Linked DNA regions of Homo sapiens: region 2 is linked to region 1. The links are chromatin contacts, found by Hi-C in ENCODE. All regions are on one chromosome and are shown on one strand. The core of a region is the stretch at or near the end of the contact, and the rest is flanking DNA. Distances in the headings are between cores, read along the strand shown.

Region 1 (6,195 bases), core at 2,637-5,136:
CAGATACAGTGTCTGGTGAAAGCCTGCTTCCTTATACGTGATGCCTTCTTGCTGTGTCCTCACATGGTAAAAGAGGCACAATAGCTCCCTGGGACCTCTTTTATAAGGGTACTAGTCCCATTCACGAGGGCTGCAGCCTTATGACCTGATCATAGACCCCACCTAGTAGTATCATCACATTGTGATTACATTTCACCATTTGAATTTTGGGGGACATAACATTCAGCTATAGCAGTTTTCTTGCAGGGAAGGGGCATGAAAAAGAGGCTGAATGGGCAGTTACAGGCAGGAGCTGAGACGATAGCAACACCCATAAAACTAGAGGACACAAGCTTGGGTAAGGAAACAGAGAGAGCAGGGTTGGGGTGGTGGAAGGGAAAAAGAAAAAAAGGCTTACTGAAGATCAATTCACCAAGAAGGAAAAAATAGTTGGTGACTTAACTCTTTGTTTCTGGACTTATTATTATTATTATTTTTAATTGACATAATTGTCCATATTTTGGGAGTACAGTGTGATACTTTGATACATGTATAAAATGGGTAATGATGAAGTCAGGGTAATTAGCATATATCACCCCAAACATGTGTCATTTTTCTGTGTGAGGAACATTCAAAATCCCCTCTTCTAGCTATCTGAAAATACATAATACATTGTTGTTAATTATAGTTATCCTACATTGTTATGGAACCCTATAACTTATTCCTTCTACCTGGCTGTAATTTTGCACCTGTTTACCAGCTTCTGGCTATCTCTTTTTCTGAAAGTTCTGTTCAGAGGGTCAAAGGCATAGCTCACCTACCAAGGGGGTAGATGCACACTACCTCCCTATCTCTGTCTCCTAACCCTGTGAGCTTTACATCAGATTTTAGAAACTGGAATGTTGTCTCCAGAGAGTATGGCTCAGGATTTGCCTCCCTTGGGTCTCTGCAGAGAATGGTATGAATTCCCACTTCCATCCAAGTCTCCCACCCAAGCCAGAGCTCCTTGCTTCAAGTCTAAAAATACATTCCTATTGCACTTAAAATAAGATTTTGCCTTCACACTCTGATATTCCCACTTCCGTTAGTACATTCGGTAGTTGGGATGATAATTATATTCAATCTTCTTAAAGATAGATGAATTGAGCTTCACTCCAGCCTAAGGTTCCCATGTGACCTAGCATTAAACCCTGGCTTTACTCCCTGATTTATGCCCTTACCTTATAGATATGGGCTATTTTCCCCACAGGATCATAAGCTTCTCCAAGACAAGGAATAGGTCTTATTCGACTTTGGATCCCAGAACACAGCACAGTGCTTGGCACTCAGTAAGGGGCCAGTGACATGCTGAACAGAACTGAAATCAAGTTATTCTGATATAGCCCCTCTGGAGACCATTACACATATATCATCATGGGTTAAGAATTCAATGAGCTAGGTCACAATTCTGTCTTGCCAATATTGGGAATGTGTATATATATATATTATATATAATATATATATATATATTATATATTATATATTTTATATATATATATATATATATATATATTTTTACCCGATACAGATACTGAGAAAAAGTTTGGAGACCAGCTGTAAATAGAGTCAAGAGCATGCATATTCCTTCAGACTGCTGGGCTCCTCCAACTTCCAAGGGTCCAAGGCAGAGCCTGGGTATCCCAGGCAGCTACCCCTGAGGTGGGTATGAAGAGTCAGAGGTCAATCCCTTTGGAACCCAGGCCATGAAGCTGGGGAAGGTGCCCAGGTTGGAGTCCTTTCACACTGCTGTGAGCCAGGCTTTCTGCTGTCTTTAAACCTAGATGATTCAGGCTGCTGGCCTAGCCCCTCCAGATTCAAAGGCCCTTTGCCTGGGCTGGAACTGTCCTCACCGTCCATGGGTCATTAGGACGCTTCATCCTTTCATCTAGCCAACCAACATTTCCTGGACGTATGTTGCCTTCCTGCACTTCTGGGCCCAGCTCCTGAAGAGCTTGTGGCCGTGGTGGCCAGGAGGTGCAGGACCTCCTGCTTCTGAGACTGACCTCTTCCCGGGCTTTCTTCTCTGTCCAGGAAGGTGCCTATGCCCCTGCTGTGTGTCAACTCTGCTGTCTCTGCAGCCATCTCAGGAGTTCAGAGAGCTCATTTTCCCTCTTCTTATATCAAAGTTTCCTGTGTGTTAACAATGAAAGATACCAAAACTAGCTAATGAAAATTGTGGCCTAATATTTATATTTAAGAAAATGATTCATTTAATAAGAAATGTCACACTTTGCTGATGTTTATACACAAAACGCTATTAAAAATATTGGTCTGAAACAAGACATCAAAAATTTTGTAGCAAAATAATATAATTTAAAAATTGATAAAACAGAATATCATAACTATTATGATTTAAATCATTGTTACATTCTGTTCATAATCTATTAATTCTAAAAATAAACCAAAAATGGCCCATCACAGAAGGAAGTGTCACACAATATAAATGGGCTAATTACAAGATAATTTTAGGAAATGTAGAAAATATTAATTTATAGTGCCTTAGAGACAGTCTGGGTCTGGGAATTTAAAATTGAATGGTGACATCTTTCCATCCTCTAATTTTATCTCTGCTATACCCACAAGCTTAAAAGTTGAGGCTTTCTGTGACTGTGCGGCATAAGAACAATGGGTTTTTGCCCCTTCTTTGTCCCCTGAGATGGCATTATAAATAGGCCCTGCCCCCACCAACCCTGCCTCCAGGATGGCAGCCTGTGAATGCAGAACGCCTATAGCCTTCTAGCCGTGTCTGTGGCAAGGGCATGTGCCAGTGGGGAAGCACGAGCTTTGGACCTGAGGACATCTGGGACAGCTCTTGGTGTCAGTGCTCCACCCATGCCTGGGTCCCTCTACCATTGGCAAGCACCTGTCTAGTCTCATCCCAACAACCAGCTTCTGTTTCTCTTAGCCAGAGAATTTCCATGCTGTAAATGACATCAATGACTGCTGGAACCAATATGTTAGCAGAGTAGGAACATACCTGGAAGTTTACATTTTGCTGGGAGGTGTCCTCAACTAAGGACCTACTGTTGCAGGGGTATAAATATCCCCGCTGTCCTGCCTCCTGACTGGATCACTCTAAAGACTGACATTGTCTTCAGAGCCTACTTTCAGGCCTTTCCCTGACATTGCCTGTTTACTTGGTCTATTTCCCTTCCTGGCACCATGATTTGTGATGTGAGTGCTAGAAGAGGATTCAGAATTTGATTTTAATTACTCTTAGTGTCATCTCCTGACCATGGACATCTTAAGTGGTTTTTGTCAGTGTTTACTTTGAAAAGAGAAGTCCTGTCTCTCCCAGGGCCACTGTCTTCAGAGCCTCTGGGTTGGTGACAGGCTGCTGGGGCTGGGGTTCCCATGGGGGAGATGAGGCTGAGCCCAGAATGAGAATCAAATGGCCCTGCATTCAGGAAACTCTCAGAATTTGTCACCTTATATACAATATCTGTAGTCAAATCCAAGTGATTCATTTCCTTTTTCTGAAGCCACAGAGCTATAGGGATCCACTCTCATGCTTCCTCCCTAGCCGTCTTCATTTTCCTAGCCTCCTTCATTTCACTCACTTCATTCTTCCTAAACACAGTGAGATTCTTTTAGGTCAGCTGCCCTCAGCCTCTATTCTCTGGGGTCTTTAACATCTGCTTTGGGTTGCTACTTCAACTCCTGAAGAACTCCCCTTTGCTGTTAATTATAAATGCAGGTGGTATAAATAACCATTTGAAATGAGTCAGAGATGACCTGATAAAGTCCTCTGCATTGAGCAGGCTAGATGGCGCTGGAAAGAGAGGCTGGGCTGAGCAGGTGGTAGGAGAAGGTTCCCTTGGGTACAGGAAGTGGGAGTGGGAGGGCCGTGTGCCCAAGTGGAAAGAGCATTTCAAGAACAGCTTTGGCTCAATTGTGGCCGCAGAATCTGGCAAGCACACCACAGGCTTTGTTGCCTTCAGTGCCAAAAGCCAAGAAAACCAGCCCTTGCTGGCCTTGGAGCGAGCAGGGAGAAGAAAAATCCGAGGAATACATTGTCTGACTGTCGCCGTGGACAAGTGTTCCCGTGCAAGCAGATGACCTCTTTCCCGGAACAAAGCTCCATGTTTTAATAGCAGAAATCTCCCAGAAGGAAATGTCAAGGTAAACAAGTGTTGGGGCAGATTATACAGCGGACTCCTCCCGTCTAGAATTCTCTTTTTGGAAAGTGCTCTCTGAAGGGTTGTAGCCTCTATAGCATGAGCCCCCACAAAGATGGGTTTCTGTCCTCCAAGGAAAAGCATGTCAGGTAATCCCTGATGGAAAGGGGAACTTCAGAGGAACATAGGGATAGAGCTTTATTCCCAAGGGCAAAGCAGGCGGTGGCACGGAACAAATGCATGGGACCTCAGGGAGCCCTTTGTTTAGAGTAGCACTGAGGTGCCTCTGTCCCCCTAGCCATTGACATAAAGGTCACAAACCCGCAGCATGACTTTCCTTCCCCTCTTTCCACCAGGATTAAGTTTAGTCTCAGGTCATGACTTCTAAAGTGCATCTGAGATACACACCACCTTGCCAGGACCAGATGCAGGTCAAAGAAGGGTCAATGAAGCAAAATCAAAACCAGAAGGTTTTCTATTTCCTTCAAGGACATTAACAAAGGGAGCACTGTTGCCAAAGGATATAATAGCAAATGTCAATTAGTCCTGGAAGCACATCTTACATGACTAAACCTGATGCTGTGTGGAGGCCACTCTTAACCCTCGCCACCACTGTATGTACAGAGCACATGCTGCACCTGTCAAGTCACCCTGTTTGCCCAAAACATTAACTGGCCCTTCCTTTGTTCCTACTAATCACTCCTAATTCTGTGTGTTGCAGCTGTATTGTCAGGCCCTTCCCTGCTTTATTTCTTAGGGCATCTATTGTTATTATTAAATGATTGTTTTTTTGTTTTTTTTTTTGAGACGGAGTCTCGCTCTGTCGCCCAGGCTGGAGTGCAGTGGTGCGATCTCAGTTCACTGCAAGCTCCACCTTCCAGGTTCACGCAATTCTCCTGCCTCAGCCTCCCCAGTAGCTGGGACTACGGTGCCCGTCACTACGCCCGGCTAATTTTTTGTATTTTTAGTAGAGAGGGGGTTTCGCCGTGTTAGCCAGGATGGTCTCGATCTCCTGACCTCGTGATCCACCTGCCTCGGTCTCCCAAAGTGCTGGGATTACAGGCACGAGCCACCGTGCCTAGCCTAAATGATGTTTTTTATGGAAACCCAGCACATGGTAGGCAGGGATTCCTTCCTGCTTCCTAGACTTCAAGCATCCACCCTGACAGTGCTGGTTCTGCTCTGAGCCTTCTTTTCCTCACTCGCATGAAGATGCCTGTCTGGTTGACAGCATGTCTGGGCAAATACTTCTTATCCATTAACTAAGCATTAACAGACTTGCCCCGTGTGGTCCTCAGACTGGGGTACTGATTACTCTGATGAGAGATGTATGGCTGCCAACAACAGGGGTCTGGAAAAAGAGGCCACATTGTTTATTTTATGCCCAGGTCCAGAGTGGTCCAGAGCGCCTGTACAAGGCACAGTACAGTTCTATAAAGTCAGTGTCATCTCCTTTAGTTAAGATGGGGTGGAGGCAGCTCACAGGTGAAATTCCTCCCTTTGGCATCCTCTGGAGAAAGCCCATGCTCTCTCTGACACTCACTGGAATGTGGGCCCCAGGGCAGAGATGGATTTTTCTGCTCCAGCCTCCACTCTGAGCACTCATGCTAAAGCTGCTGGTGGCAGGCTGAGGCTGTTTCATGGATTACTTGGAATGTTGCATAAGGAAAATCTTCAGAGATGAGCTGGAATTCTGAGGTATCAGTGTGATCTCAGTTTTGTGCAAACATTGTCCTCCCCATAGTTTCTAAACTATCCATCCTCCCTCTCCAAGTCTCTTCGTGATGGCTCTGCTGCTGCTGCCACCCTAGTGTCTCAATGGATTGAGTGGCTGTGTGGCATTTGCCCAACTCTGTTCTGCTGGCTATTGACCATCACCATGGGGTGAGCTTGAGGAGGAGCCCCAGGCTTCTGTGGCCACATTGTGACAGCCCTATGCTGGGTTTACAGAAACCAGGCAGGGACAGATGAAGGAGCCCACTGAGTGAGGACCCAGAGCTCAGGACTATGTGGCTGTGGCTGCTGCTTCCTCAGAACTCAGAATTCTGTGGGGTTTCAG
Region 2 (5,886 bases), core at 851-3,350, 98 kb after region 1:
TTGGATAGCAGAGGCAGTGACAGGCAGTGCCCCTAAGGTGACTCACAGATGGATGAAAATTACTCTTTGGGAAGTTCCATATGTATGTGGGGGATCTTGCAAGGTGCTGTAAGAACAGTCGGGGGCTTGCTGTTTCCAAAATACGGGCCGTAGTGGTCATGCCATTTCATTCAAATCCATAGATACAAACTGGTATGTTGAGGATGTTTGTGATATAAATGTGTGAATCATAGAACAGTTGGAAAGCAGTCATTTACTTATTTTAACAATATATATATACCTTTTAGAAATCTAAATATATTAGCAATTACACAGACATACACACACACACACACACACACATTCCAACAATGCATAGCCTGCAATTAAATGCAAAGGCATTTGCAATTAATTTTAAATTACTTACATATTAATGGATGGTTTTAAGATGATTGAGCACAGTTTGTCCTCAAGCATTTCAACATTTAAACATACTCCTTACCTCCCTCTAATCTTATTTGCACTGTTAATTTGCTTAGCAAATATTCTCTGCTAACATCATTTTTGTGTGTGCTCCTAAATTACGCAACTGTAAAGACTTAAGCTCTGCTCCAAGGTAAATGCCAGACAACTGGAAACCAAAGGAAGGTGTGTGTGTGTGTTGTGGGGTGCATGTGGCTCACCGTTTTCTTAGAAGAGACAGGATGTCCATTGTATTAGGGTTCTCCAGAGAAACAGAATCAATAGGAGACCTTACACACACACACACACACACACACACACACACACACACACACACACACACAGAGCTATTACGAGGAACTGGCTCACATGATTGTGGAGGCTAAGAAGTCCCACTGTCTGCTGTTTTGCTAGCTGGAGATTTGGGAAAGTTGGTGGTATAATTCAGATTCAGTCCGAAGGCCAGGAAACCAAGAGAGCAGATGGTATAAATCCCAGTCAGAGGGCAGGAAAAGATGAGATGTCCCACCCAAGCAGGCGGGCTGGGAGAAAAAAAGGTCAAATTTCTCCCTTCTCTGACTTTTGTTCTACTCGGGCACTCGGTCGAATGGATGGTGTCCATGCACTTTGGGAAGAGCAATTTACTGAGTCCACTGATGCAAATGCTAAACTCATATGGAAACACCCTCACAGACATACCCAGAAATACGGTTTAATATGGGCACCTATAATTCAGTCAAGGTGACACATACAATTAACCATCACATCCATCTAACATGGGCTGGCAAGGCATTGGTTAAATGAGGGTACAGCCCATGTTGGGGAGGAATGGAATCCTCCTGACTAGCCAAGGGCTTTAATCTTTAGTTCTCAACTCTGGCAGCACATCAGAATCACTATGGAGTGATTCGTGAATACGTCTGGGCCTGCGTCAGGAGCCGTGTGACCATCCTGCCTGGTCAGCCACAAAGTTACAATGCTTCCTTCCTGGGTAACCTGCCACCAGGAGCACATGGCACAGCAAGGCTTGGAAGAAGGTGAAACAAGGAAATCACCAGGCGTTCTTCACTCTTTACCTCTCACTCTTTGTTTTGACAATTTTGGCCTGCTGGCTACTTCGTATTTCTGTTTATGAAAAGAGGAAGTCTGACTCTGCCAAATAGGAAAGGAAGAATCGTAATTGTGTTATTGGTGGAGGGTCTTGACTACAACTTGTCCCAGTTCTTGGCGTTTTGAACCAAGAATTGGACAAATTAAACAAAGCAACCAAAGAATGAAGCAACAAAAGCACAGACTTGTGGAAACGAAAGTATACCCCACAGGGTGGGAGTAGGCGCCAGCGGCTCCAGAGCACTGGTTATAGAACGTTCTGGGGTTTAAATACCCTTTAGAGGTTTCCCAGTAGTTAGTTGGTTTACACCCTATGTAAATAAAGGAGTGGCCCACAACCAGTCTAATGGGTTGTGGAAGGTGACGAGTCAGACTGAAGTGAAGTTACCAAGTAATACCCTATGCAGATGTCTGATTGGTTGTAGGAAGGGGACCAATCAGAGGTACTTGCCATTTCTCATCTGCGATGCAGAAAGGGGTGCGGGTTGCAAAGGGAGTAGCCTCTGTTTTTTTGTTACTTAAGCATGGGAAGTTGGAGTTTTCCTTTTGATTCATTTCTAGGAAGTCGGTGCAAACTGGCCCTGCCTCCAGACCCTATTCTCCAGCATGAATTGCATCTCATCAATGTCATTTTCACTTTTGATGATGAAGGCTGATTACCTTGTAGAGAGAGAAGTCATAGGGATGTTATGTCCATGGAGCGTGGCCTTAAGTGGACCTATTTCTTGGGGTCTCCAGATCTGTTTGGAACTTCAAAATTATTCAAGAAAAGGTGTCTCATCAGCAGAAGACTGAACAGTTTTACCTAATGGTATCTTGAGTAGAAATGTAACCTAGAAGAGTTTATTGAAAATCCTCCTGGCTGATGCTTATTTCTTGGAATCCTGAGTCTTACACTTGCTACCTAATAAAAAGAAGGAAGATTCTTCTCAGCAAGGTTGGTTTTTTGATCCTTTATGACACAGAATTGGGAGTAACTGGGGAGAAATATAAAAGGTCTGAGACTAGATAAGGCTGGTGGAGGAATTGAGTGGTATTTCAATCAAGAAAGGGAGGGAACAGCTATATATACGAGAAAATGAAGAAAACAAAATGTTTACATTTTCTTTGTATTGAAATGTTGTCGTGTTCTATTACCCCTTTTGTGGTGTTCAAGAAACTCAAGTACAGATCTTGAATACCTTTGGCTGGACTTGCTTTATTGGCTACAGCTCTGCATTAAGACTGCTCCAGTAGGGTCACAGACTTATAAAAAGCTCTTCAGACTCTCTCAACCAAACAAATCCATGCACTCCATAGATTTGTTTTTTCAATCAATTATTTAGCCCTCAAGGGGTTTTTTATACTCATAAAGTGTAAAAAGTCATTTCAGATCCCTCTACTCATGAAGGAAGGGGAGGGGGGGAGGGAGGGAAGTAGAGGGGGGGAGGGAGAAAGAGATAGGGAGGGAAACAAGGAGGCAGAGAGAAAAACGAAACAATGAGGTTTTGACTTCCCTTGAGCCACTAGGCTGGAGTGCAGTGGTACGATCTTGGCTAACTGCAGCCTTGACCTCCCAGGCTCAAGCAATCCTCTCACCTGAGCTTCCCAAATAGCTGGGACCATAGGTGCACGCCATCACACCTGGCATATATATATTATTTATTTTATTTTATTTTTATTTTTTTTGTAGAGACAGGGTTTTGCCATGTCATGCAGGCTAGTCTTGAACTCCTGAGCTCAGGTGATCACCCACCTCAGCCTCCTAAAGTGCTGGGATTATAGCCATGAGCCACCATGCCTGGCCACAACCAGCTTTAAATAAGAGCTCTGGACAAGAATTAAGCTGGAATTCCCGAAAGCATCCATTGTATGTAATGAATTAGCTGTCTCTTAGGCATTTAGATTACTACCAGTTACTTAGAATTCAGAGAATTGAGAAAATAGTCAAAAAAATAATTTTCTGTGTTCTATGGTTCAGATGAGAGATATTATCTGAAAAAAAATCTAGTTTAGATCAGTTTCTTGACAGTGGCACTATTGACAATTTGGGCCAGATAATTATTTGTTGTGGAGGTTTCTCTGTGCATTGTAGGATGTTTGGCAGCATCCCTGGCTTGTACCCACTAGATGCCAGTATCTCCCTCTCCCTTTCTTTCTCACACACATACACAATCATAATAATCAAAAATTTCTCTAGATTTTTGCCAAATGTCCCTTGGGTGGCAAAATCCCCCCTAGTTGACTAGTCTAAATCCTTGCTGGTCCAGTAGGGTCATAGATTTATAAAAAGCTCTTCAGGCCATCTTTCAACCAAATAAATACATGCACTCCATAGATTTGTTTTTCCAATCAATTATTTAGCCCTCAAGGGGTTTTTTATACTCATAAAGTGCAAAAAGCCATTTCGGACTTTTTGCTGAATAATGATAGACATTAGTGTCTATCAGCTTGAGCATCTCCTGGGAAGCTTGTTGAAATTCTGGAATCTCATGGCCCACCTAGACCTTCTATATCATAATCGGCATTTTAACAAAATCCCCGTGTGATGTGCATACGCACCAAAGCCTGAGAGGCACCCCCAGTTTTGCAAAGGTCTGCTTGATTGAGCCCTGTTGAGAATCTATCATGAGCATACTAAAAGACAAAAGTATAACAAATTTGCTTTAAATATCTTAATTGGCTTTTATTTGCAATTCTAGAATCGGGCAACACCACATTCTATAAAATGAGTGTTCCCATGAGCTGAGTAGAGGAGGTGGGCTTTACAGACAGAAAAAGGCAGAAGAAAGCAGAAACAGTGAAAGGAAAAGCAGACTGGTTGTTTCAAAGTTATTTTCCTTGTATAGTTTAAACCCAGGGGACTTCTTTAGCTTGCCGGCTGAAGTGAACTGGGCCCCTTGAGATTGGTTGCTATGACTCTCCTGGCCTTTCTTTTTCTTTCTTTTTTCTTTTTTTTTTTAAAAACTGGCCTGTTTCAGAGCTCAGTTGGATCAGGTGGCACCTAGCATGAGTGACTCCATTCCCGTTTGGTCTGATTTGCGGGAGCCTAGCACAGGAGGCTAGTCCAAAACCATGGCCTCTTATGAATTTCATTTAACAAGCAAGATATCTTGGCATGCTGTGGGGATAAACTGATAGACATAATCCCAGGTCTCACTGAATAAGTCTGCACTTGTTCAGCTAAGCTAAATGTATTATATGATTCTCACACATGTCCATATGATCAAATAATATGTAGCCAAAAATTATGATGCAGATCTATATTTATTTACATGTATTGATGTTCATAACATATCTTGTTAAGTGAAAAAGCAGATTGCAAAATAGTATATATCACACAGTATGATCTGTTTTGCAGACACAAATTAATTCAAATTATATGTACATAAGAAATATATCAGTGTATATAAACATTCTTTAGCATATCTTGGAGAAAGATTATTGTTGATTTTTATCTTCCTTAAAATGTTTTCAGCATTTTTCTGAATTTTTACAATGAACGCATATTATTTTTATAACTAGAAAAGACAATTTCTTCAATTTTGCAAAAGACGGCCTTAACAGCTACATCTGCTCTGCCTCATAGTCTGTTCTCATAATAAAGAGGTCCAAGATTTATAAAATATGTCTAGAGTATTCCTTTTCTGGCTGAAATCCACCCATTTTTTCACCCAGAGAACAGGATCCAGATCTAAGGGTAGATATGATTCTATGATAGTCCCTGGGCTGGAGGCCCCTATACTCTCTGTGGTGGGGTGGGAGTGGGGGTTCAGAATGCTATAACATTTGATGTTATGGTTAGAGCTGGGGTGGGGCCAGATCATGATTCACCAATCCCATTTCCTCCTGGGCACAGAGCTGGGCTACATTTCCTAGACTTCTTTGTGGTTCAGTTTGGTCTTGACTAAAAGAATGTGAACAGAAGTGATACATGACACCCCACTCCTGGTCCTTAATACCTCTGGATGTGATTTGCTGTGCTGTTTCCCCTATGCTGGGTGGATACAGAAAGTTCACGTGAGATAGATGGCAGAGTCACAGGGGAAGGACCCTGGGCCCCTGCCTCACATGCTGATGCAGAGCAGGCTGCTGATGGAGAGCATATTTTGAACTTTATATAAGCAAGAAATAATAAACCTTGATCACATATGAGCCCATACACATTTGGGGGGTTTGTTTGTTACAGACCACTTACATTCTGTTTTGAATAAAGTACTGTTGCTATGCAGAGGAAAGAGAACAGGAAGTAATTAGTAAAGAAGCAGTAGCCTCTGAAGGAGGACTAGTTTGAATAAGCCAAATCACGTTTAACTAGAGTCTTACAACTAGGCTTATGAGAGCATTTATTGGCAC

Evidence for each region. Hi-C counts contacts between places; a loop is a spot of excess contacts on that map. Pooled maps may share reads with other maps.
Region 2: a pooled map shows a loop between it and region 1 (2.4-fold over the local background). The contact joins the promoter of LINC02122 here to the enhancer-like site in region 1. A Hi-C loop is called at or near these places in 1 of 50 pooled maps.

Annotation. Positions count from the first base shown.
Region 1 is chr5:74,199,187-74,205,381 of GRCh38, reverse strand. No RefSeq gene overlaps it. Among named protein-coding and RNA genes, the nearest start is that of LINC02122, 99 kb to the right of the region's middle. RefSeq lists enhancers at 3,624-3,673, 3,694-3,763. Within about 2 kb of position 3,886, at least 10 of the 41 ENCODE cell types and tissues checked have a DNase peak (open chromatin) inside an H3K27ac peak, as active enhancers do.
Region 2 is chr5:74,099,342-74,105,227 of GRCh38, reverse strand. It overlaps LINC02122 (long intergenic non-protein coding RNA 2122), which reads left to right and starts at 2,100. Exons shown (of 3, transcript NR_183289.1): 1 at 2,100-2,488.